Linked DNA regions of Homo sapiens: regions 1 and 2 are each linked to region 3. The links are chromatin loops, found by intact Hi-C in ENCODE. Cell type or tissue: PC-9. All regions are shown on one strand. Region 1 overlaps INPP4B (inositol polyphosphate-4-phosphatase type II B). Region 2 overlaps INPP4B (inositol polyphosphate-4-phosphatase type II B). Region 3 overlaps INPP4B (inositol polyphosphate-4-phosphatase type II B).

Region 1 (8,000 bases), 250 kb after region 3:
GAATATCTTTGTTACTTTCCTGCCTTGATAATCACTCTCATACTATCTGTCAGTGGGGTTTTGGAGTCTTTCACTATTATTGTGTGGTTGTCTAAGACTCTTCTTAGGTATCTAAGAACTTGCTTCATGAATCTGGGTGCTCCTGCATTGGGTGTGTATACATTGGATAGTTAGGTCTTTTTGTTGAATTTGACCCTTTACCATTTTGTAATGCCCTTATTTGTCATTTTTGATCACTGTTTGTTAATGTCTGGTTTATCTGAAATTAGAATAGCGACCCCTGCTTTTTTCTGTTTGCTTGGTAGATATTTCTCCATCCCTTTTCTTTGAGCTTATGGGTGTCACTGCATGTGAGATGGGTCTCTTGTAGACAGCACAGTTGGGTCTTGTTTCTGTATCCAACTTGCCACTCTGTGCTTTTTAATTGGAACATTCAGTCCATTTACATTTAAGGTTTGAGCCTGTCCTTGTGTTGTTAGCTGGTTATCATGCAGACTTGATTGTGTGGTTCCTTTACAGTGTCAATGGTTTATGTACTTAAGTGTGTTTTTGTGGTGGCTGGTAACAATCTTTCCTGTCAAGATTTAGCACTCTCTTAAGAACCTCTTATAAGGCAGGTCCGGTGGTAATAAATTCTCTTAGCATATACTTTTCTGAAAAGTATCTTATTTCTTCTTTGCTTATGAAGCTTAGTTTGGCTAAATATGAAATTATTGGTTGGAATTTCTTTATTAATGCTGACTATTGTCCTCCAGTCTGTTCTGGCTTGTAGGTTTCAGCTGAAAGGTCTGCTGTTATCCTAATGGAGTTCTCTTTGTAGGTGACCTGTCCCTTCTCTCTAACTGCCTTCAATATTTTTCCTTTCATTTCAACATTGAAGAATCTGATAATTATGTCTTGGGGATGGTCTTCTGGTGTAGTTTTTCACAGGGATTCTCTACATTTCCTGGATTTAAATGTTTGCCTCTCTAATAAGGTTGAGGAAATTTTGTGAATGATATCCTCAAATGTTTTGCAAGTTGCTTACTTTGTGCTTCTCTCTTTCAGTGATGCCAATGAGTCATAGATATGATCTCTTTACATAATCTCATATTTCTCAGAGGTTTCATTCTTTCTTCTCTGTTGGTTTTGTTTGTTTGTTTTTTGTCTGAGTTAATTTAGAGAAACCGTCTTTGAACTCTGAGATTCTTTCCTCCTCTTGGTTGATTTTGCTGTTAATACTTGCAATTGTACTATAAAATCGTTGAAGTGGATTTTTGACTTCTATCAGCTCAGTTTGGTTCTTTCTTAAAATGGCCATTTTACCTTCTAGTTTCTGTACCATTTTATTATATTTCTTAGATTCATTGAATTGGGTTTCTTCTTTCTTTTGAATGTCGATAATCTTCATTCCAATCCATATTCTGAACTCTATTTCTGACATTTCAGCCATTTCAGCCCAGGTAAGAACCATTTCTGGGTAAGTAGTATGGTTGTTTAGAGGTAAGAAGGACACTCTGCCTTTTTGAGTTGCCAGAATTTTGCACTGTTTTTTTTTTCTCATCTGTGTGAGCTGATATTCCTTCAGTCCTTGAAGTTGCTGTCCTTTAGATGTTTTTTTGTTTGTTTTGTTTTGTTTTTGTTTTGTTTTTTGGGGGTTTTTTGTTTATTTGCTTTTATATTCTGTGATGCCCTTGCAAATTTGCTTGTGGTATGAGTTCAGTCGACTAGTTTTGATTCTATTCTACTCCTGGGTCTTGGAGGTGTCCCCTCCAGTTATTGTCTCTATGCCCAAATTTCTTTTATTAAGTGTTCTGATCAATGGGGCTCTCTCAGGCAAGGGCCACAGTTGGCAGACAGGCCATATCTTTTCTGGGTCAGTTCTAATCTGCTGTAGTTGTGCTTCCTGGGAGATCACAAGGTTGCACCTGCCCACAGAGTGCAGACGGAAGCAAAACTGCTGGTCTAGAAACTCTAGCAGGTGTGGCCTATCTGGCTATGACAGGTGGGTGTGAGTGGAGTTTCTTACCTTACCATCCAGGTGGTTTCTGGGGCAATAGGAGGCTGTGGTCTTTGGCAAATTTAAGTAAAAGTAAAACCACTGGGCTGGAAGCTCTAGCAGGTGTGGCTTGCCTAGCTAAGAGAGGTAGGGGCAGGTGGAGTCACTTATCCAGCCATCTGGATGTTTCTCCAGACAACAGGTGGCTGTGCTCTCCGGCTGAGTTCACATAGAAGTGGGACTGCCGGGCTGGAAGCTCTAGTAGGCGTTGACTGCCTGGCTACCAGCAGCAGGAGTCAGTGGGGTAGTCTGCCCTACTGTCTGGGTGTTTTCCTGGGCAACAAGAGGTTGTGCCCTCCAGCTAGGTTCACACAGAAGTAGGACTGATGGGCTAAAAGCTCTAGTTGGTGTTGCCTGCCTGGATACCAGCAGTGGGAGTGGGTGGGGTCACTCACCCTGTGGTTACTCACCCTGTGGTCACCTACCCTGCTCTACAGGATTTTCTCAGGACAACAGGAGGCTGTGCCTGCCTTCTGAGCTCAGACAGCAGAAGGATCACTGGGCTGGAAGCTCTAACAGGCATTGCCAGCCTAGCTACCTGCAGTTTGAGGCAAGGGCAGGGTCACTTACCCTGCTGTCTGAATGTCTCCTGGGACAACAGGAGGCTGCACTCACTGGCTGAGTTCAGACAGAAGAGGGATCATCGGACTGGAAGCTCTGGCAGGTATGGCTAGCCTGGTTACCCGTAGTGAGAATGGAGAGGGCCACCTGCCCAGCTACACAGATGTTTCCCAGGACAACAGGAGGCTGTGTCCACTGACAGTTCAGACAGAAGTGGAACCACTGGACCGGAAGCTCTAGCAAGTGTTGCCCACCTGGCTACTAGTGGTAAGGGTGGGTGGGGTCTCCTGCCCTGCAGCCCGGATGTTTCCTGGGACAACAGGAAGCTATGCCTTAAGGCTGAGTACACACAGAAGCAGGAGCACTAGACCAGAAACTAGCAAGCATTGTCCACCTGGCTATCCAAGGCAAGGGTGGGTGGGGTCACCTGCCTTGTCATCTGGGTGCTTCCCGGGATAACAGGAAGCTGCACTTTCCAGCTGAGTTCACAGGGAAGTGAGTCTGCTGGGCTGGAAGTTCTAGCAGGTGTTTCCCATCTGGCTATCTGTGGGGGTCATGGAGTCACCAGCCCTGCTGTCTGGGTACTTCCAAGGACAACAGGAGGTGGTGGCTGCCAGCCAAGTTATGGCAGAAGTGGGACCGCTGGACTAGAACCTAACATGGGACCTTGTCCAGTGAGCTGGGTGGAGCAATCTTACTGCTCTCAGGCACCAAACTGCGACCTCTGTTGGGGCTATTGTGCTGGTGATGGTCTGCTCTGGGGCCAAAGTCTTTTAGAGTTCCCCTTGCACTTTGAGAGTTGCCTCCAGAAAACATCTGCCTCAGTCTAGAAGCATGGTGGGGGGCCGTGGAGTGGGCCAAAGGGATGATCTCATTCCCAGTCTTGCATTTGTCCCTGTAGGCAGTGTGTATCCCCAAGAGGGGTCTTACTCATCCTTTTCCATTTTGGAGAGGTTCTGCTGACTCTACATTAAGCCCAGACAGGGTGGTGTCCTGCTTTGCTCCTTTCTGCTCTCTGCGTTCCTCTGCTGCCTTGATGGATTCTGATGTGGTTGCTCAGATGATCAGCCTGCAGGGTCAGTGTTCACTAGCCCTTTTGTTTCCTCTAGAAGTAGCACTTGTTAGCGGCTTCTAGTCTGCCATTTTGGCCTTTCCCCCAAAAAGGAAATATCAACTACAAATCAGATGACACTGATCAGTTTTATTAATTTTACTTAGTCATGTAGCTAATGTCCTAAGGGATCTAATCTTTATTAGAAATCAAGTCATCAAATGTTGAGAGTCTAAATTGTCTTTATTATTTAATTTATCTGAGAGACCTTGATTTTGTTGGTAACAGGATTTAGGAGCAGTACCAAGACTGATAATTGGTATTCCCAGAGTTCTAGTTTTGTGTAGTTTTTACTATTTTGTTTTGGGTAGCTACTTCAAGAAAAATTCATAAAGTAGAAAAGTTTTTCTTTTCAAAATACAAATGTCTGCATTTTGTATTGGATTCCAAATTTCCTTTTAAACTATGACCTCATGCAAGTTTGTATTCTTCTGATGGGGGGTCAAAGAAATAATGATCTGAAGAGATACAGTGCCTCTGATTTAGTAATTCACATCTTTGCTTTGGAGAAACAGGTGGCCTACGGAAATCATAGATTGATACAGACTCAAAGGAAAAAATTTGTGCAAGTAGGTATAAGAATCTTTTGAGATGGGGAGCTATGTAATAATTCTGAGGCACTGGTATTGGGGATCTAAAATGGGAACATAAAGAATATTCATATATTGGAGATACATTTGGGGAAAAATATTTCAGAAATATATTTTCTTTTTCAGTATTAAAGAGGAACTTTTAACAGTCATATAATCAAGAGACAGAATGTCTGCTTTTCTTCCAGAGATAGTACTTACTGGGTTCGGTATCACTGACAATGACAACTTGGTCAGGGTATGGGGTAAAGGTAATTGAAATAGCAGATGGGTAATTGGACACAATGACTTTTTTTTTTTTTTCCTACAATGATCTTTACAGTACTTTTGTAGCTTAAGATTCTGAGATATGCATTTTTTTCATTTGATGCTATAAGCTACTGAAGATAAATTAATTGTTCAGATTTTCTTTTTTTCTTCATAAATGTATTATTTTCTCTTTACTAAGTAAGACATACTTTTCCAAAGAATTTAAGAATTCCTAGAAATGTTCAACAAAGTGAAAATTTCACTGTAGTTTTGCCACCTGTACAGTCAGGTATACTCCAGCTAGTTTAAAGGAAAAAGGAATTCCTTTGAAAACATTAAGCAGGGTGAACTTACTCAATAAGCGTACTGCTAAGGCCCACAGTGCTTTCAAAATCTGAAAAAAAATAATTTGTAGGTTGAAAGATTTTTATTCCATATTAATATATCTTTATACCAATGCAGTCATAAAATATTATTATATAACATATACGTGTGTGTGTGTGTGTGTATACTATGGAGGAAGGGGCTGGTGAAGGCAAAAGTGCCTAGGATCCACTAAAATCCTAAAGAACAGAGGCTCAGGCTTGGATTGCGGGTGCTCAGGCTTGGATTGCGGGTGCTCAGGAGCTCCAACCCCAGCTAAATACACACGAGCACTGCTCCAAAGAAATCTCACTGTGACTGCTGCTAGCACAGGTATCTCTGCCTACACTGCTGATGCTGGGCCTCAGGGCAGAACCTCTGCCCCCACTGTCTTGACAGCTGGCAAAGGCGTCATTTCTCAGAATGGGTTGCCAGATGGATTCTTTTTCTGAGCTGAAGTCTTGAACAATGGTATCAGAAAAGCCTAGGCCATATATTTGTTCTGTATGTATAAGGAAGACTAAGAAGTGGATTTCTAGCATCCGTCTTGGTGATGTGTGAACTTGTAAGGTGGGATGTTTCCTTGACGTAGGAGAGATGTTCCAAATGTTTTGGACAGCCAAATCCACCAAACAAAAATAACTACTGCCAACACATTGACGTATTTGCATTTAGACTTTCTGGTATGCTAGGTTTTGTTTTCATTTAATGCTTTAAAAAAAAAGCTATAGCTGTAGAAACATGAACACTTACTGTGAGATAGGTATAGCTAACATTGTTTGAATTATCTATTTTGATCGTTAATTAAAAATAACAGCATTTGGTGATAGCCAGTATTGTCATTTTCCCATTTTATAGATGAAAAAAGCAGACTTAAAAAAGGTAACTTCTTCACGGAGATAAAGTTAAAGAATAGTAAGATGGAATTTTACACGGAGTTTTACCTGCTACACAAACCATAGTCATAAATGAGATATACAACTTTTAAATACAGCTTTTTACATTTAACATTTTGGTATAAGCCATTTTAAACTCTTCATTAACGTCTTTTTAATAGTGACCTAACATTCCATCAAATTAGTTAATGCAATTTATTCAAAGATTCCTCTATTGTTGAATATTTAGGATGTTTCTATTTCTTTCCTACTTTGGTCATATTGTGGTAACTTGTGTATATAACTTTTTTATACATTTAGGATTATTTCTCTAGAATGGAAACCCAAAATTAGAATTACTAGATCAAAGAATATGAAAACATATTTTGAGAAGCCAATGTCACACTTATTTAATGATGAAGAAACAAGCTCATTAATTTATTCAACATTCGACATATTTATTGCATGCCTCCCACATGCTGGCTGTGGTACTTGTAATATCATGATAAATATTTGACAGTCGTTTGTCTAAACAGCATTATTGTATAGTGGGTATTAAAATAGGATGTGCCTGAAATGAGCATCTTGTGCTAACCACATATGGTGAGAATGCCTCCTAGATTTTCTGGGACAGGGTAGGAACACTTTTAGAGTTCTTAGAAAATACTCTTGGGAATGTAGGAAAGTAGCATTCAAAGCAATCTCAAAATAGCATCAAGTATGAACTTTTTCTTCTTTGCCAATTTGTTAGATGAAATACTGTTGATCATTGTTTATAATGGTTATTTCCTTGAGTATTAATGAAGTTGAACATTTTTCATATGTTTATTCATGAATTGTTTCTTCATTGTGAAGCATCTTTTAAATATTTCTCATTTGATATTTAGTATTTGTACAAAATAGATTTTGGTATATTGCCTTTGTTGCAAATAATTTTATATCTGCTCCTATTTTTTTTTAAACTAGGGAAGTTTTTATGTAGCCCAATCTGCTATGCGTTTTCTTTATAATTTCTTCTAGCACTTATAAGCTTCAAAAGTAGAATTGACCCCTCCAAAAAAGTGTGAAAATTATCAATTCCATTTTTCTTTACTTTTTATTTTGTATTTTATTTGTATTTACTTCCATAATACATCTGGAATTTATATCCCTGTCTAATGGAACATAATTTATTTTATTCTAAAAGGATAGGCAACTGTCTCAACAATCATTAAATACTTCATTTCTTTTTTATAAATTTGTGGTGCTCACTTTATTATACATTGGGTTTAGGTTCGCTATCTATATGCAACCTTGGAGTCCTATGCCCATTTATATCAATTTCAATTGTAATAAAAATAATTGTTAATTTTTCCCCACCAGACATCTGAAGGAATTATATTGTCCCTTTAATAATTAGTGCAGTGCTTGGCATATGACAGGCATTATATATTTGTTGAATGAGCAAATGCATAAAATTGAATGTTTCTGGGATACCCATGTTTTCCCACTAATCTGTAAATCACTTTCTCAGCCATTTCTTCACTGTGTTACATGTTATGTCACAAAATATATTTTATCATTAGAGCAAAACATTTTATTAATATTCAGAATATTCTTTATGATCTAGAATACTTTCTTCAAATGAACTTTGGAAAATTTTAAGAGCTTCTAAAATTACTTTCATTAGAATTTTCATTGGAATTATACTAAAAATATAAATTAATTTGGAAGGAATTGATATTTATGCTGTAAATATTTCCCCACTTACACGTGTTACAGTTCTTTACTTCTCTTTATAGCTTCTTATAATTTTCCTTACAGAGTTATTCATAATTTCTTTATTGATTTTGTTGTTACTGCTGTAGTAATTTGGATTATTATAGCTGCTATTGGGAGCTGCATTCTTTTGGAAATTTTGTTTTCTATTTTTTGCTATTATATAGAAAAGCTATTGCTGCAAATTTACCTTGCATCCTTGAACTTTGAGTTATTTTATTAATTCTAATAGAATTTTTTTTTTTTTACAGTTTTTCTGTTGACCTGAAGGCTATGTTGAGAATGCCATTGTCAGCTTAATTCTACTTTGCCTTTACAATTAGGGATGGAAACTGAGCAACAACTATAAGATTTTTAAAACCTTTGGGAAATTAGATTTAATTTTAACATTTATCTTAAAAATAGTTTAATCTAGATTCTAGTAGCTATATGTGAATAATTTCCAAGACACATAT
Region 2 (8,000 bases), 310 kb after region 3:
TATACATTTGTTCCTATTTTTCCAACAAATATCTCTTATGTTGGCAGCGATGCATGGTCCTTTAGGAAGTGCGTGCCAATTAAAATCTCCCACACAAAAGTTAAGGAGAACATAACACATTTTTGTTTTGTTTCTATAAAGACTTTAAAACCAGTGAACTGAGGGGAGAAGCTGTGGTTTGTTAAGAGCAGTGTGTGCTTGACTCCTAGAGTCCCAAGTCTTATAAAATATATGAGTGGTGACTTTGATAACCTCGTCTTTCAGAGTGATGAGAGTAACACATATGTTGGAGAGGAAATATGAGATGGCAGAGAAGAGAAGAAAAAAGAATAATGTCAAAGGAAAATTATAAAAAGCAGGCTTGCCCGATTGAAAATAAGCTAAAATGAGAGGAAGGACAAGATGAGAGCTACTCTCAATGAATTAAAGACTCAAAGATTTTACAGAGAATACAGAAGAAAGATGGGAGGATATATATTCATGGCCATAAATCAACTCAGCATGATATAGAGACATATTCTTCTAAGAAATAACCATAAACAGATAGTAGTGAAGAGAGTATTTCCAACTGCTTGTGCAATTCTCATTGTGTGGATATTAGTATAGGCAGGGACACTGTACATTCTGTCATTTTACTATATATAATTGAATTATCATGGATTGTAGTGCACTGAGCCTAGGAAGCATCCTCTTCTGAATGTACTCAGGAGATCTGAGCTGGAGAGGTTGACATCCTAGGCTTCAGAAAATTGCTGTCTTAAAATTCTTGAGGGGAAGGAAGAATAAAAAACAAAAAAAGGCAAAGGAGATTAAAAATAGAAAAGCATATTATACTAATAAAGTAATTAGAGGGGCTATTAGGCTTTTTAAGTGCTCTATATATCTTTTAATGTATGATATAAACTGATTTAATCTAGATGTAATCACTGGTATAGAATGTTAACTGTGAAACCATATAATGGAGTCCAATAATTTATTGGACTGGAAACATAACCTAAATTGGCTTATCAGTTGATTAGTGGAATCTAATTTTCTGAAGTACAAAGAGGAAGGACATATATGTGACAGTTTTGAGAAACCTGAACAAACATTAAGAATTTCTGAATAAAAAACTGCCCCCTAGGCTGCAAAAGTCTTTTGCACATCCTTAGGGAAATGATGTGAGATAAGAATGGTGCTATTGAGGGAGGTGGGAAGCCAAATGGTATTTCCCTAAAGCTCTGGGTTTTTTTGTTTTGTTTTTGAGACAGAGTCTCACTCTGTCACCCAGGCTAGAGTGCAGTGGTGCAATCTCAGCTCACTGCAATCTCTGCCTCCCTGGTTCAAGTGATCCTCGTGCCTCAGCCTCCCGAGTAGCTGGGATTACAAACGCGCATCACCATGCCCAGCTAATTTTTGTATTTTTTGTAGAGATGGAGTTGTGCGATGTTGGCCAGGCTGGTCTCAAACTTCTGACCTCAAGTGATCCGCCTGCCTGGGCCTCCCAAAGTGCTGGGATTACAGGCATTAGCCACTGTGCCTGGCCCCTGTTTGTATTAAGGCCACTTTTCTATTCTAGGATGCCAATGTCCTCTGTACTCTGGCCCTTTTTGCTCTTAACAGGCATGGATTTATCTCTCCCATTTCTCCTATGCAGTGTCTGTAGAGGGCATAAGAGGTGAGCTTTCATTAGATTCGAAGGTATGCTTCTATCAGACTATATTGGGCTCTAGCTGTAACATTTAGTTTTAATTGCAAGAAAAAGAAGCTTTATTAGCATCCATAGTCTTCCTTTTTGATGAAGGAAATGTACAGAGCAGAGAAGCAACTCTTTCCCTGACCCTTTGGGACATCTCAGTAGTTAAGCAAGTGCTCCCCTGTGGGCCATCATCCACTGAGTAATGGAACCCTAACCTCCTAGTTAAACCCCTGCTTAAAGGGTGAGTTGACCATTTACATGTAGCACATATGCTGGGAGAGAGAAAGTCAAGTTTGCTTTCTCCATTGTAAGTTTCTCATTTGGAAGTACCTCATTAGAGGTGAAAATTACAAGTGCAAGTGTACACATCTGATTTCACAGAAAGCAGCATATTAATGATGCCTCTGATTTTCACAATTAACACATGATCTAGTAAAGAGCTTTTAAAAATGTATATTTAGCTATCTGAAAATAAGGTGAAAAAAATCACAGGTATATATTTAACAAATGCTTTTATTGAAAAAAGAATAACTTTATATAAAATTAGGACCAATCTGGAATATCTTGAGCATATGATTAGTATAAAAATATAGGATAGATAAAATCCATTTTTTGTGTTAATGCACAGTATAACTATATATTAATGTCAATAATAATTTAAAGGGACTCATATATTAGCATTCTATATACATTACCTTATTGTCTTTATAGCAAATTTATGAAGTACATTCTTTTACTTCCATTTTGCAGATGCTAGAATAGAGATTCAAAGAGATTGAGTAATTCATCCAAAGTCATATATAGCTCTCTCAAATAAGGTTTTATCTTAAGTTAAAAAAAATTTCTTTATCCTCCATACACTATGGTATGTGGTTTCTCCTCTAAGTCTAAATTTCCTTTGGCTAATTTTGAGTACAGAATTGTAGAGATGTGGAAATTCTTGTCATATCCCCCTCACTGATTCCCACGCACCTGTGGCCACTGCTTTGTTCTGGAAGAAAGAGGATAAATTTTGTTAGATTCCATTAACAATGAATGGCAAGAAGAGAGATGAAGTAAGAGTGAGGCAAGAGAAAAGACCTCACTTCACAGAAGAAAGTTTTCTTAGGGGGAAAGAGATGGTCACTTGGGGTTGACCACCAATTCACAGTGCCTCAGTGGTTCACACCACCACTCTCGTGAAAGCCTGGGGCAGGCATCTGCTTGTTGACACCCCCCTTGTCTAATGTATGCTTTACAACTACTTGAATTCGAGCAGTGTTGCTGAACTCAAAAGCACCTGAATGAACAGTTGTGTTCTACTTCAAATTGATTATTGCTGAGACTGAGCTCTCTGATGTGAATCAAGAGGTATTTTTAGGCTTCCAGCCAAAATTGGTTGGAATGATAGAAATGATCATGGACTCAATAGCCTTCACCTGATTTTGAAATAATGGCCACAGGAAACAGAAACTGATATTTTATAAAAAGCAGTATTTTGGTATAGACAGTATCTTTGATTTCACAAAAATCCTGAAGAGTCCCACCTTTTAGCTCTGGACTCTCCAGTGAGAACTACTGGAGCAGAAGAAAATCTGTGCCCTCTTCCTAAGAGGCTAGGTAGTAGCTGTAAGCGTCAAGACTAGAATTTGGCAATTTCTATTCCTCAGAAAAACTTCTGGCCAAATCTATCAAACAGATGTATTTTGTGCAGCTGTTCCAGTGTTCACCTGCACAGTGACTGGGGATTTCAAGCTTTGGAGAAATCCTAAAATCAAGGACACAGTGGGCCTTCATTTTTTCAGGCAATGACTTTGTATAGAGGTTCCATCTTATGACATAGTGTAAGCTTTCCAGTTTGTTCAGTGCCTAGCCCTCCCTGGACATATTGAGTCTTTATTTGTTTATTATTTTTTGAGATAGAGTCTCAGTCACCGGAGATATTGAGTCTCTTTATTTATTTATTTATTTATTTATTATTTTTTGAGAAGGAGTCTCGCTCTGTTGCCCAGGCTAGAGCACAATGACGCAATCTCGGCTCACTGCAACCTCCGCTTCCCGGGTTCAAGCGACTCTCCCACCTCAGCCCTCCGAGTAGCTGGGATTAAAGGCACCCACCACCATGGCCAGCTAATTTTTGTATTTTTAGTAGAGATGGGGTTTTGCCATGTTGGCCAGGCTGGTCTCGAACTCCTGACCTCAAGCAATCTGCCCTCCTTGGCCTCCCAAAGTGCTGGGATTACAGGCGTGAGCCACCGCATGTGGCCCCCTCCATTTATTTTTATTATTATGCTTCCACTGAGGATTTCCTTCTCGTAGAGTGAAAACTGCCTGGCTCCTGTACAAATATGAGCTGGGGATGCCTGTAGGCATCTCACTCACAGCTACTCATAGTAGAATGTGAACCCTCATGTTACTAGTTACCATAGCAAAAGTAATCAGGAAATAAAAAGTCACTTATTGCTCTTTATTTTTTTTCTGATGACAAGTCACAAATTATGGTTTAAAAATATATTCCTTCTGTATTATTATTTTTCCCACATTTCAATAAAAAATACACTGGATACAAGCACACTAGAATCCCCATCTATCAACATCCTGCATATTTAAACTCTTCTGAGGTCTAAGAACACTTTTAAACAATTCAATACTAAGCAAAGCCATTAAGAAGGCAGAAATTAAAAATCTACTGATGAATGAAGGATTGCAGTAGCATTTGTTTGTTACTGACCATTAGATTGAAGTGGGTAGAATTCTTAAATAAACAAAACGAAACAGAAGCAAAATCCCAAAGCATTGCTTTCTTTTAGTCTTCTGAGCTGATGAAGGCCACAGATGCAGGCCACTCCTAGAGTAGAATTATATTTGGTTAATGAGCAGTGGTAAGTATAGCTGGAAGACAGATATAACTTTTTATTTATTTATGAGACAGAGTCTCATTCTGTCACCCAGGCTGGAGTGCAGTGGTGTGATCTCAGCTCACTGCAACCTCCGCCCCTGGGGTTCAAGCAATTCTTGTGCCTCAGCCTCCCAAGTAGCTGGCACTACAGGAGTGTGCCACCACGCCCAGCTAATTTTTGTATTTTTAATAGAGATGGGGTTTCGTCATGTTGGCCAGGCTGGTCTGGAATTCCTGATGTCAGGTCATCCTGGCCTCGGCCTCTCAAATTGCTGGGATTCCAGGCATAAGCCACCTCACCCATTCACTTTTTTTTTTTCCTGAAAACAGATTTTTCAGGATTCTTTATTGGCTGCTAAATAATTCTCATACGGATTAGATTTTATAGTGATCATATGAGTAATATCTTCACAAAACAATCCAATCACTCATTATTTATCAGCCGTCTGGTGGGACTGATTCAGTATGTACAGATCCATGATGTGAATAGGTTTCACCTTATGAAATGCAATGACTCATGTACTAATTTGGTATTTATGAAGAAATATTGGACCTGGTAACAGCTTTTAAAAAGCTGAGTATGACTGAGTCAATAAAAACAATTTTACACAATAATAAAACACCAGATATTGGTAAATGTTGATATTAATATATATTAGTATGATATTAGTAAACTTTTTTTTTGCATAGAAAAGTCCATTTATAAAAAGGCCCAATTTCCTCACTTCCACCCTGAGAGGTAGGTAGATAGATGAGGCAATTAAGTGTCAGAGTTTGTGACTTACTCAGTGCCACAGAACTAGAAAGCAGGAAATCTGGGAGCACAGCTTAGGAATTCTGCCTGATCTCGGGTTCTCTCCAGGATATCATGCTGCATAAGACTTAGGGTACAGTAAATCCTCTGAGCTGTAGGAAGAAAAAAGTGCAGCCCAAGATGTAACTATTATTGTTTTCCTGACAAGATGTAACCGTATTGTTTTTAGATGTGGAATATAATAAAAATACAAAGCATCATCATTATTTTTATCAGTATTAGGGAATGTGCAAATTGGGTTGGACAGAACATTTCAGTGTAATAGAAATTTTCTCTGTTTTTATGGGGAACGAGGGTGAGAGTCTCTCTGATAAAATGGAGAACAGCTGCTCATTTCTGGGAAATAACCACAGCCCACAATCAAGTCTGATAAGAACTCAGAAAAGAAGTGACTTATTTTGAGCAAAGGTGTCATGAGCTCACAAGGTAAAAGATGGGGCTACAAGCAGAAAGTGGGCAAGATGCCTGTATTTGAAACACAGTGGCCTCAGCTTTAAAATTCTGATAGATATATGTCAATATCAGGAAACGGAAAAAGAGCTGTTTACTGTAAGCAGAAAACCAACAGTTGAATTTTATGAGCAATAAAATTAAACACATTCATATTGCAAGTAAAGGAAATGATCAAAATAACCACCAAAGAACAGTGAAAATCTAAATCTAGCTTTTTCTTTCCTTCCGGTGATACGTTGACATTATTGAAACCTGGCACCAGTATTTTTTAAAACTCTAAGTCTCTTGGGTTGAGTAATAATCGTGGTGTGGCGGTGGGTCTTCCAAAGAGAGGTGCCATTGTGCAGGAGGGCAGGTCGGCATGCCAAGAAGAGAAATGAAGCCAGTGGGGTAGGATGTAAGCTACCAGAGAATTCTAGTAATGTAAATGTGAGCACTTCATGTTTCCAAGCCTCTAGTTCTAGTTCTATGTAAAACTGAAATAATTCAAAGCACCATTTTAAGGAATAGAGAGATAATTAGCAAAATGCCTCAAAAATAGTAAGGGTTAAATACATTGTAGCTATTATGTTTTTTCCATACATGCTTTCATAAGCTCTCTTCTGTTACTAGAGGCATGTGGTTTATATAAGGAAAAAAAAGTATATGACAAAACGCCATACAGAAGCAGCAGGATCTGAAAGTCTGGTAAGAAGTTAAGCAGTTAAATAATTTTCCCAGTGTTGCCTAGCTATTTGAACTGGACTAAAACCAAGCCTGTTTCATTCCGAAGTTCCTGCTTTTTCTATCTCCTTGTACTTCTGAAAGAGATTATCTGTAAACAATTGAAAGGTGATAATTGCATCTATACTTTCCTTTGCTTTCAAGTTTCAGATTTAAGCCATATTACCTTTGTTACCAATGGTAAGGACCTTGCAAGCTCTGACCACAACATACCTTAAATACCTCATCTTTCTCTCCCTTCCTGTTATGGTCTGAGAAGTGGGGTAGGGATGGTATAGAACCCTGCATGCCCTCACCATGAAATCAAGGACCCAGGGCTACTTCCCCCATCCATAGCTCCAGCCTGCAGCAAGCCACCAGCCGAATTTAACTTGAACCACCTCTAGTGAGGGCACTTTACATCTCAGCAACTCAGCTGAAGGGAGTAAAATTATTATTTCAAAGGTGGGAGGCGAGGGTGGCGGGGATAGAGAGGAAAGTCGATTCAGACTTGCTTAAAAGGAATATTTTTCTGGATTTTTCTTCCTCAAATTGGGGGAATGATATGTGAGAGGAGAAAATATTCAAGTAAATATGGTATGGTGGCGAGGGTCTGTAATATGAGCCTGGTGTCTCAAGGGAAAGTTTTTAACTTTTGTGGCCCCTGGGCAAGAATTAACCCATCTCCTCCAGGCTTAGCTTGAATTCCAGACCAGGGCTTTAAAAATCCTACCTCTGCTTCCTCTTCCCCTGCTTGTGTGCTGTTGTGGTTGAGAAACTGCTCTCCTTGTTTCTGTTGGTGTGTATTACTGTGGGAGGCCAGTTCTAGTGAATACATAGGTAAGGACCAAGTATGAATTCAAACACTTGATCTAATCCAACCCATGTCAATAAGGAACACCAAAGTTTCCCAGATATGGCCCAAATCAACTTTCACATCCTCAAGGAGTGTGACTTAAAGCCCAGGGCTTAATGGCTAATTAAAGTCACTGAGGTTTCTGAGCCATGTGTGCATAGTCACGCATTAGAGCTGGGATCTCAGACCAGTAAAGACTTGCATGAACTGCAAATGTGGTCAGTGGAAATGAACTCTCAATTCAGCTCCACAGCACGTGACTTCCTATTTCTGTAAGGTACTTCCAAGGGACTTCCTCTGTAAAACCAGCCTGAGCCCCAGGAGATTTCCTTCAGTGCTGTAGCTAAGTTCACTTTCAGCCCGGCGCAGAAGTTTTCCCTGAGATATGGTGTTAGTTTCTTTTCTTTCTGTCTCCTCTGCCGTTGCCAGCATGCAAGGATCTCGTGGCTCCTGTCCGTGATCGTAAACTGAATACACTGGTGCAGATCTCCGTAATCCACCCCGTGGAGCAGAGTCTGACAAGATACTCCAGCACCGAAATTGTGGAGGTGAGATGCTGTGTGCCTACATTAATCTCTCTCTCTCTCTCTCTCTTGCTGGCTCGCTCGCTCTTGCTCTC
Region 3 (8,000 bases):
TCTGGCAATGGGCTCAGCATGCAATCTGTTGGATTAACCGACACTTTTATGTGTGCAGATACCTGTGAGTTCTACATTTGACTCTTTTAAAAAGGGCATTTAAACAACTTTTCAGGTAGCGTTTTAATGTGAAGTTATTGGTTATAAGTTATAGTTACAATTTTCTTAATTTTGTCATCCAAAGATGGAGGGAACTTCAATTAGTCAGGTTAAAATATCTTTCAATATACCTGGTAGGTATACCATGGTAGGATTACATGTAAAAATACAGACCGTGATTCTGTTCAATTTTTACATAGGTTTACATGTCCTGGAAATAGATCAAATTTCAATTAAGAAAATTTCATGACTGTAATTATATTTTTATTATGCAGGAATGTTAAATTTTATTCTCACATATATTGAATTTTTTCTGGAGGAAATTGAAATAGCATATTAAGAATTCAGCAATTCTTTTATGTACTGTAGGTTTACTATATTTAGGCTTTCTGTAAACACAATTTTGTAAATTGAAAAGAAACTGGGTTATAAGGCTACTATACAGGGTTACTTATGTTCAAGGACAGTAAGAAATAAGTTGTAAATATATTGTTTACAGATTGGTTTTATTTTGGTTTATTTGATGTAGGAAATGATACAGATGTGATACATGTTGAGATTTAAAAGGATACAAATCTTGTGATATTTTAAGGGTTTATTACAGATTATATTTTCTATTATTTATCACATACCTACTATAATAACAACTGAAAGTACAGCATCATAACTTGCAGGTTGATTAATAAGTTAGTGACCATGCATTTAAATGAGAGTTAGAAATAGTTTAAGGCTAGTGATGAAAAGTACATGTAAATCTCACAGTGCCGAAATTAGGTTCTATGTCTGATATATACCATACAATGCTTTACAAAAACATATTCATAACATCAGCACAGTATGCTCCCAATGAGTATTTAAACTGCAAATCAGAGAATAAATCATTGAACATTTTTATGGAGAAGTGATTAAAAAGTAATTATTAAAGAAAAATTTACATGAAAAGAAGCTGTTATGGTAGTTTTTAAGAATGTGGCTTTTATGATTTTTTTCATTTGCAAAAAGTTCTTGGTCTTTTTAACTCTTCTGGGTATTAGTTTCTGTGCAATATTTTATCTTTTTGAAACTCTCAGAACTATAAACCACAGCATTGTCTAGAATCAGCTCCTGCTACTGTTCAAGGTCTTCCATCAATTCCCCAGCTATGTTTCTTACCTTATTTATGTCTCTCTTAACACCACATATTCCAAACATTCTTGTCTTTGCTTAGGTTTAAAGCTTGGCTTTGAATGTCTGGTCTGCTTTCTTCTTTATTCCAAAAACTATGTAACCTTAAAACTTCTCTTTAAGATGCTTTCTGAGACCTTCATTATATTACAACTCCCTTTCTCCCTTAGCCAGCCTACACTACATTCACTCACACTTAGTTGTGGTATCCGCCATACTGTCATTGATTTGCATATTCTGGTATATTCTTGTATGTATACATATGTATATGTGTGTGTGTATATATATATAATTTGATATCATATATAAAGGTGCACACACAGACACGGATTTTTTTCTTCAATATAATTGTAAAAAAGATCTTTCTGCCAGCCACGTTTACTTTTCCTTATGAGTAAAGCAGACAAATTTTGAGTGAATGAGCTCCTTGAATCTCCAGGATTTCCATTGAAGGTATATTTAAAAGACTAAAAGATCTCTTTGTAATAAGAAAGTTATAATTTTGCTATGTTTTGTATTAATTAGGACTACCTGGAGAACCTACTATGCTTTTATGACATCTTTTTTTTTAAGACGGAGTCTCTCTCTGTCACCCAGGCCGGAGTGCAGTGGCGCGATCTCGGCTCACTGCAATCTCTGCCTCCCGGGTTCAAGCAATTCTCCTGCCTCAGCCTCCCAAGTAGCTGGGACTACAGGCACGCGCTACCACGCCCGGCTAATTTTTGTATTTTTAGTAGAGACGGGGTTTCACTGTGTTAGCCAGGATAGTGTCGATCTCCTGACCTCATGATCCACCCGCCTCGGCCTCCCAAAGTGCTGGGATTACAGGCGTGAGCCACAGCGCCCGGCCTTATGACATCGTTTTAATAAGAATAAAATCTAAATTCCAATCAACTAATTTATAACACCACTGTAGGAACACATTCTCTTCACCAAAGGGAGACAGCTTAATTTTATCACTTACTGGCTTTGTGCCACTCCATACATCATTGCAGAAAAATCTAACCTGCCCTACCCAACAAAAGCATTTTTGTGCAAGAGCATATACTCTGCTCTATAGTGGAGTCTCTCTAGGCTAAGATCCTAAAAGTACTTAAATGCCAGGTATGGAAATGGAGTAGGGTCATGGTTATTTGGAAAGCTGAAAAGAAATTAGGCCTATTGGGTTTGGGGAGAAGCCTTTGGGAATTGGGGCTCTCAGAGAATTGGCAATTCCCAGTAAAAGACTAAAGTCTTTGAGGGAATTGGTTCCTTTAAGGCTTTAGCAGATCTGCTCATTTTTATTTCTGGTTTTGCAGCACTAAGATTACTTTGGAAGGAGAATCACATCATTGAAGACAAAGTGATCTGGGCTACAAATAATTGGTAACATGTCCACTAGATTTTGCAAGTACACGCTTGAACATAAATGTATGTTTGTTCTTCTCTTTCTCTCTCTCTATATATATGATGCTGAAAATCATACACACACACACACACACACACACACACACACACGAGATGCACTCCAGCCTGGGTGACAAAGTAAGACCCTGTCTCAAAAAATAAAAAATAAGAAAACTATATATATATATATATATAGAGAGAGAGAGAGAGAGAGAGAGAGAGAGAGAGAGAGAGAGAGAGAGATTATATATATATGTATATATATATATATATGTATATATATACACATATACAGTTGGCTGTTCATATTAATGGGTTCCACATCCATAGATTCAACCAACTGGGAATCAAAAATATTTGGAAAAAAAAACAGACAATAAAAAATAATACAAATTAAAAGACAATGCAGTAAAACAACTATTTATATAGCGTTTACACTGTAGTAGGTATTATAATCTAGAGATGATATAAAGTGTCTGGGAGGATGTGCATAGGTTATGTGCAAAGACTATGCCGTTTTATATAAGGGACTTGAACATCCGCATATTCTGGTACATTGGGAAAGAGGAAACCTGGAACCATACCCCACTGGGTAATGAGGGATAGCTCTCTATATTTTTAATGAATTTGATGTTTTAAAAAGTATGCCACTAGATGTCAGCAGCAACCTCCTAGGGGTCCTGTGACCTTAATTTGCTAACAATAAAAAATGATACTTCATTAGAACATCTTACCTGAGAATAGTAGGTACTTAATTTGAAAGTTTAAGAACTATTTTTTTTGCCGTACAAAGAGTAGGAGTGCAGGCATAAAATATTTTTGAATTATTTTCTAAACCAGTTTCTGTTCACATGTAACAAGTTATTTTTACTTCCAGTATTCTCTGTATCATTGAGATGACAATGACGAATTATGGGTGAACTTGAGTAATTTGTCAGGAATTGTACCTGATGCCAGAGCTCTAAACTTCTGCTTTGATACTTTATGATTCATTTATGCCATCATTGGATGGGTATTTGTGCTTTGGTTTTGTTTCATTCTGTTTTTGTAACAGCATTTGGTGCTATAGCCCATCAGAAGATTGTGTAGTATTAATTTTTCGGCATCCACATCTGTGCCCTTTTTACTTAGTAAATTCTATCTTTAATTTTTTTCCTTAATAATTTCTAAACTTTCATGGATCTCTGTTCAGTTGTTACAAGGTACTCAACTTTTGGATAGATGCCATAGAGTATTATGAATGTTTGCTCATGAGTTGACAACATCATCTAGAAATAAGAAAAAATGATATTTTCCATGGATTATAGTACATATAATTTTTTAGTTTTTAAGAATTAGTAAAAGTATCTCATTTTTTTCAGAAATTAATAAGAAAATTATAGGCTGGGTTCAATGGGTCATGCCTGTAATCCCAGCACTTTGGGAGGCCGAGGCGTGCAGATCACTTGAGGCCAGGAATTTGAGACCAGCCTGGGCAACATCGCGAAACCCCATTTTTACTAAAAATACAAAAATTAGCTGGGCATGTGACGGGCACCTGTAGTCCTAGCTACTCAGGAGGCTGAGGTGGGAGGATCACCTAACCCCCGAGAGGTTGAGGCAGCAGGGAGCCGTGGTCACACCACTACACTCCAGCCTGGGTGGCAAAGTAAGACCCTGTCTCAAAAAATAAAAAATAAGAAAATTGTAGTATTGGCCAATGTTCAATAGATACTAATAATGTTATTTTAAATAATGCCATTAATTTTTTATAAGGTTAGGTTTACATTAGCAGGAGGATTCAATCTAATTTGTTGGATCTTAAGCATGATTTAGAAATCAGTCATAGGTGATTGGGTGTGAGTCAACCAAGTGTGAAGCAGGTTTGTAAGTGATAAAGAGAAAGGAAGAGTTGTTCCCATTTCTCTCCCTTGGAAAAAAATCTGCTTTAAATCCATTCAAGATGTAAAGATAATTATAAAAACATTTGCTTTCCTGAAGCACATTGTACCAAGGAAAATATTAATGTAAATGTTACATCTTTATCATGTTTAAGATTTTTTTAGTTGGTATAGTGAGGTGGGGCTAACTGAGCTAGTTCATAGGCTCAGGGAATATGTACTTTCATACTGAAGTTGTTATATTTGAGGATTATTGGTTTAACTTCATAAGATTAACACTGAGTTTCTTAAATCTTACTGAGTTTTGCATCTCTATTTTAGAACTACCAGTAAAAAGGACTTAACAGGATTTTCCCCAAGACTTTGATTGTTATTCTTTAATTATGTTTACAGGTGATGAGGCAGACATTTGAAATCATGCTACAGTTACTTGGCATATGAACATCAATATGAACATCAAGCTAATGCTGTACCTTTCATTCATGAATAGCACTTGCTCGTGGCCCTGACTACCTATGCCATGAGAAAGTGCTATTCATGAACAGAAGGCACAGCGCTAGCTTAATGTTCAGTTAAGACACTCTTATCATTGAGCCTGATGCGGACGCACAAGTTTGCTTGATCTAGAATAGTCCAGCCTATGCTTCCCATACTTAACTCTCTAGAAGGGGCAAGGAATAAGATCCGATTGGGGCATCTGTCTTCAGTCTGCCACTTTCTTCGTAATTTATAGTTAAATGACAACTGCTCATGAGGTATTTTGAATAGAGAGCCCGCCAGTTTTAAACAAACTGTTTTAACTACACTTAAAAAGCTAACTTCCATTTCTATATGTATCAGTGCATTTCTTCTCAACATGTTCATTTGCTTGTACATTTAAGTGGATTAAGTTAAAACAGAGAGAATGGGGTTTCCTTTGGGCTATTTCATAAATTCAAACACCTCAATCTGACATTCAAAGACTGCTTTTCTGCTGCTGCATTCTAAATTTTCTCAACCTCATTTCCAGTCGATTCCTCACCCAGATGTTGCCTTGTAGCTATACAGCCTGGTTGATCTCATATGCATACGACTTACTTATTTCTACCCTGCTGGCTTTGCATTTACCATTCTTTCTACCTAGAATTTAACTTTTTTCTCCCCTTTCCTAACATCTTGTTCTTCGTTTCAGAGACAGAAGAGTGTACAAGGGGCAATTCTTTTTTTTTTTTTTTTTTGCTTTCTTTTTTCTTATTATTATATGTTAAGTTCTAAGGTACATGTGCACAATGTGCAGGTTTGTTACATATGTATACATGTGCCATGTTGGTGTGCTGCACCCATTAACTCGTTATTTACATTAGGTATTTCTCCTAATGCTATCCCTCCCCCAATTCCCCACCCCACGACAGGCCCCGGTATGTGATGTTCCCCGCCCTGTGTCCAAGTGTTCTCATTGCTCATTTCCCACCTATGAGTGACAACATGTGGTGTTTGGTTTTCTGTCCTTGTGATAGTTTGCTCAGAATGATGGTTTCCAGCTTCATCCATGTCCCTGCAAAGGACAAGAACTAATCCTTTTTTATGGCTGCATAGTATTCCATGTTGTATATGTGCCACATTTTCTTAATCCAGTCTACCATTGATGGACATTTTGGTAGCCAGATAGTTTGGGTTCGAATCCCAGACTGGTAACTTCTTAGCTTATTGCTTCCTGGCTGAAGCAAGCTATTTAAGCTCTGTGTCTAATATTGCCTTCTTCTGCAAAACTGGGAAAGAAAGATTCTTACATAATTTAGTTACTTAAGTGAGGATATTAATAGAAACTTAGAATAGTTACTGGTACATAGTAAGTAGTTAATGTATATTAGCCACTATGAATTCCATCAAGTCAGTTTCAAAATTCATCCTCATAAAATTTAGTCTCAAAATTTACTGTCCTTCATGCAGCCACTAATCTCATTAGCATGTATTTCAAGGTCTACCTGCCCACTCTATCAGTACTTTTACATTTGGTAATCTATACATTTTAACCACTTGGTATATTCATTTCCTCATCAATAAAAAGGACAGTAATACTTGCCATGGTCATACCTAGGGTTATTATGAAGACAAAACTAGAAAATAGAAATAATAAGATTGATCATAGTAACCATTTATCCTGCTCTTATGTGTAAGAAACTGAATTAGAGGTTTTACTTATGTTAACCTATCACTTAATACCTTATCCTCATGTTGGTAGCAGGGTTCTAAGAAGGAGAAGGCAGAAATGTGAAAGAGCTCTTGAGGCCCAAGGTTCAGAACTGACACAAATTACTGCATGCTACTGACCATTACAATTGGTTGGATAGAAGAGGCAGGGTAATTGAGGTCGTTTCACAATGAATATGCCAGAAATCCATCCTACATATGAAAAAACTTTAATACAATGAGATTTAAATACTTGCTGCTAATGTAGACTTGGGACCTCTACCTGGCCTGTTAGGAAACTTTACCTTTCAGGATCCAGTGATTCTGCAAGGATTGGGCACGTGCCCTGAGCAGAATTATTCATAGCCATAACATGAGAAATGCTATTTAAGAGAGAAAGATTCTTCTTTTAGGATCAAAATTGTCAGGATGTTGACTTATGGCAGCCAGTAATTTTTTGTTCTGCCGTTTGGGGAAGATAATGCAACAGTTAAAAATTAAAAGAAAAAAATTGAGAGATAAGAAAGAGCCAAGATACAGAATGAATGAGCAAGTATTAGAAAGATGCGATAGTATCATTTGGGTCACTGAATCTAGCCATACTTGAAGCCTATAGCTTGCTAATTTTTGTAGAATATGTATGTGTATGTTATTAAACAGGTTTGACTAAGGTTTCTTTTATTTGAGAACTAAACAATTTTAATTAATGACAATGGATTAGTTTGCAAAAATGGCCACAGCAATGTCTCCAGTCTCAAATGTTTTTCCAGAACCTCGTTGGCATCCCCATCAAGAGGTGAGGACTATTTTCCCCTCCCTTGAACCTGAGTGGGTTTGTGTCTGCTGTGTTAAGCACTGGAGAAGTAATGCTATGTGATCTCCAAATGTAGGTCATAAAGTTGACATAGAAGCTGCTTGCCTCTCTCTTTTTTGGGACACTTGTCCTTAGAATCTGGCTATCATGTTGTGAGAAAGTCCAGGCCTAATGGAGTAACCATTTGTAAGGTGTTCCAGCTGACAGTCCAGCTAAGGTCTCTGCCAACAGCCAGCATCATTTGCCAACCATGTAAATAAACAAATCTTCAAATGGTCTCAGCTCCTGGCCTTGCCACAGCCCAAGTGATAATGAGTGAAACAGAGAAAAGCTATCTCCCCATGGTCCCAGCCTAAAATGCAGATGGTTAACAAAACAAATGTCAATATTTGAAGCCACTAAATGTTGGGATAATTTGTTAGGCAGTCATAGCTAACTGCAACCCTAACTTCTCCCAGAGCTCCTTCCCAGGGCTCTCTTCTGCTACA

What was found. Hi-C counts contacts between places; a loop is a spot of excess contacts. Peaks named below come from ENCODE experiments on the same cell type or tissue, not always from the same donor. Only the 100,000 strongest peaks of a DNase experiment are listed, where the experiment ranks them.
Region 1: a loop joins it to region 3, with 7 times the contacts of the local background. A loop is called at or near these places in 3 of 110 quality-filtered maps.
Region 2: it touches region 3 in a loop (13-fold over the local background); 8 of 110 quality-filtered maps call a loop at or near these places.

Annotation. Positions count from the first base shown.
Region 1 is chr4:142,468,928-142,476,927 of GRCh38, reverse strand. All of the region lies in intron 2 of INPP4B (inositol polyphosphate-4-phosphatase type II B), which reads left to right. Among named protein-coding and RNA genes, the nearest start is that of INPP4B, 370 kb to the left of the region's middle. In PC-9, a CTCF peak has its summit at 3,353; DNase peaks (open chromatin) are centred at 1,077, 2,337, 3,047 and 3,667; H3K4me3 peaks cover 5,453 bases; H3K27ac peaks cover 6,764 bases.
Region 2 is chr4:142,405,135-142,413,134 of GRCh38, reverse strand. INPP4B (inositol polyphosphate-4-phosphatase type II B) reads left to right here. Exons shown (of 26, transcript NM_001101669.3): 6 at 7,811-7,929. Among named protein-coding and RNA genes, the nearest start is that of INPP4B, 440 kb to the left of the region's middle. In PC-9, no CTCF peak of the experiment used is centred here; DNase peaks (open chromatin) are centred at 4,034, 4,974 and 6,684; H3K4me3 peaks cover 1,925 bases; H3K27ac peaks cover 5,598 bases.
Region 3 is chr4:142,715,654-142,723,653 of GRCh38, reverse strand. The region is part of intron 2 of INPP4B (inositol polyphosphate-4-phosphatase type II B); the gene reads left to right. Among named protein-coding and RNA genes, the nearest start is that of INPP4B, 130 kb to the left of the region's middle. In PC-9, a CTCF peak has its summit at 3,297 (motif pointing right); a DNase peak (open chromatin) is centred at 3,603; H3K27ac peaks cover 1,532 bases.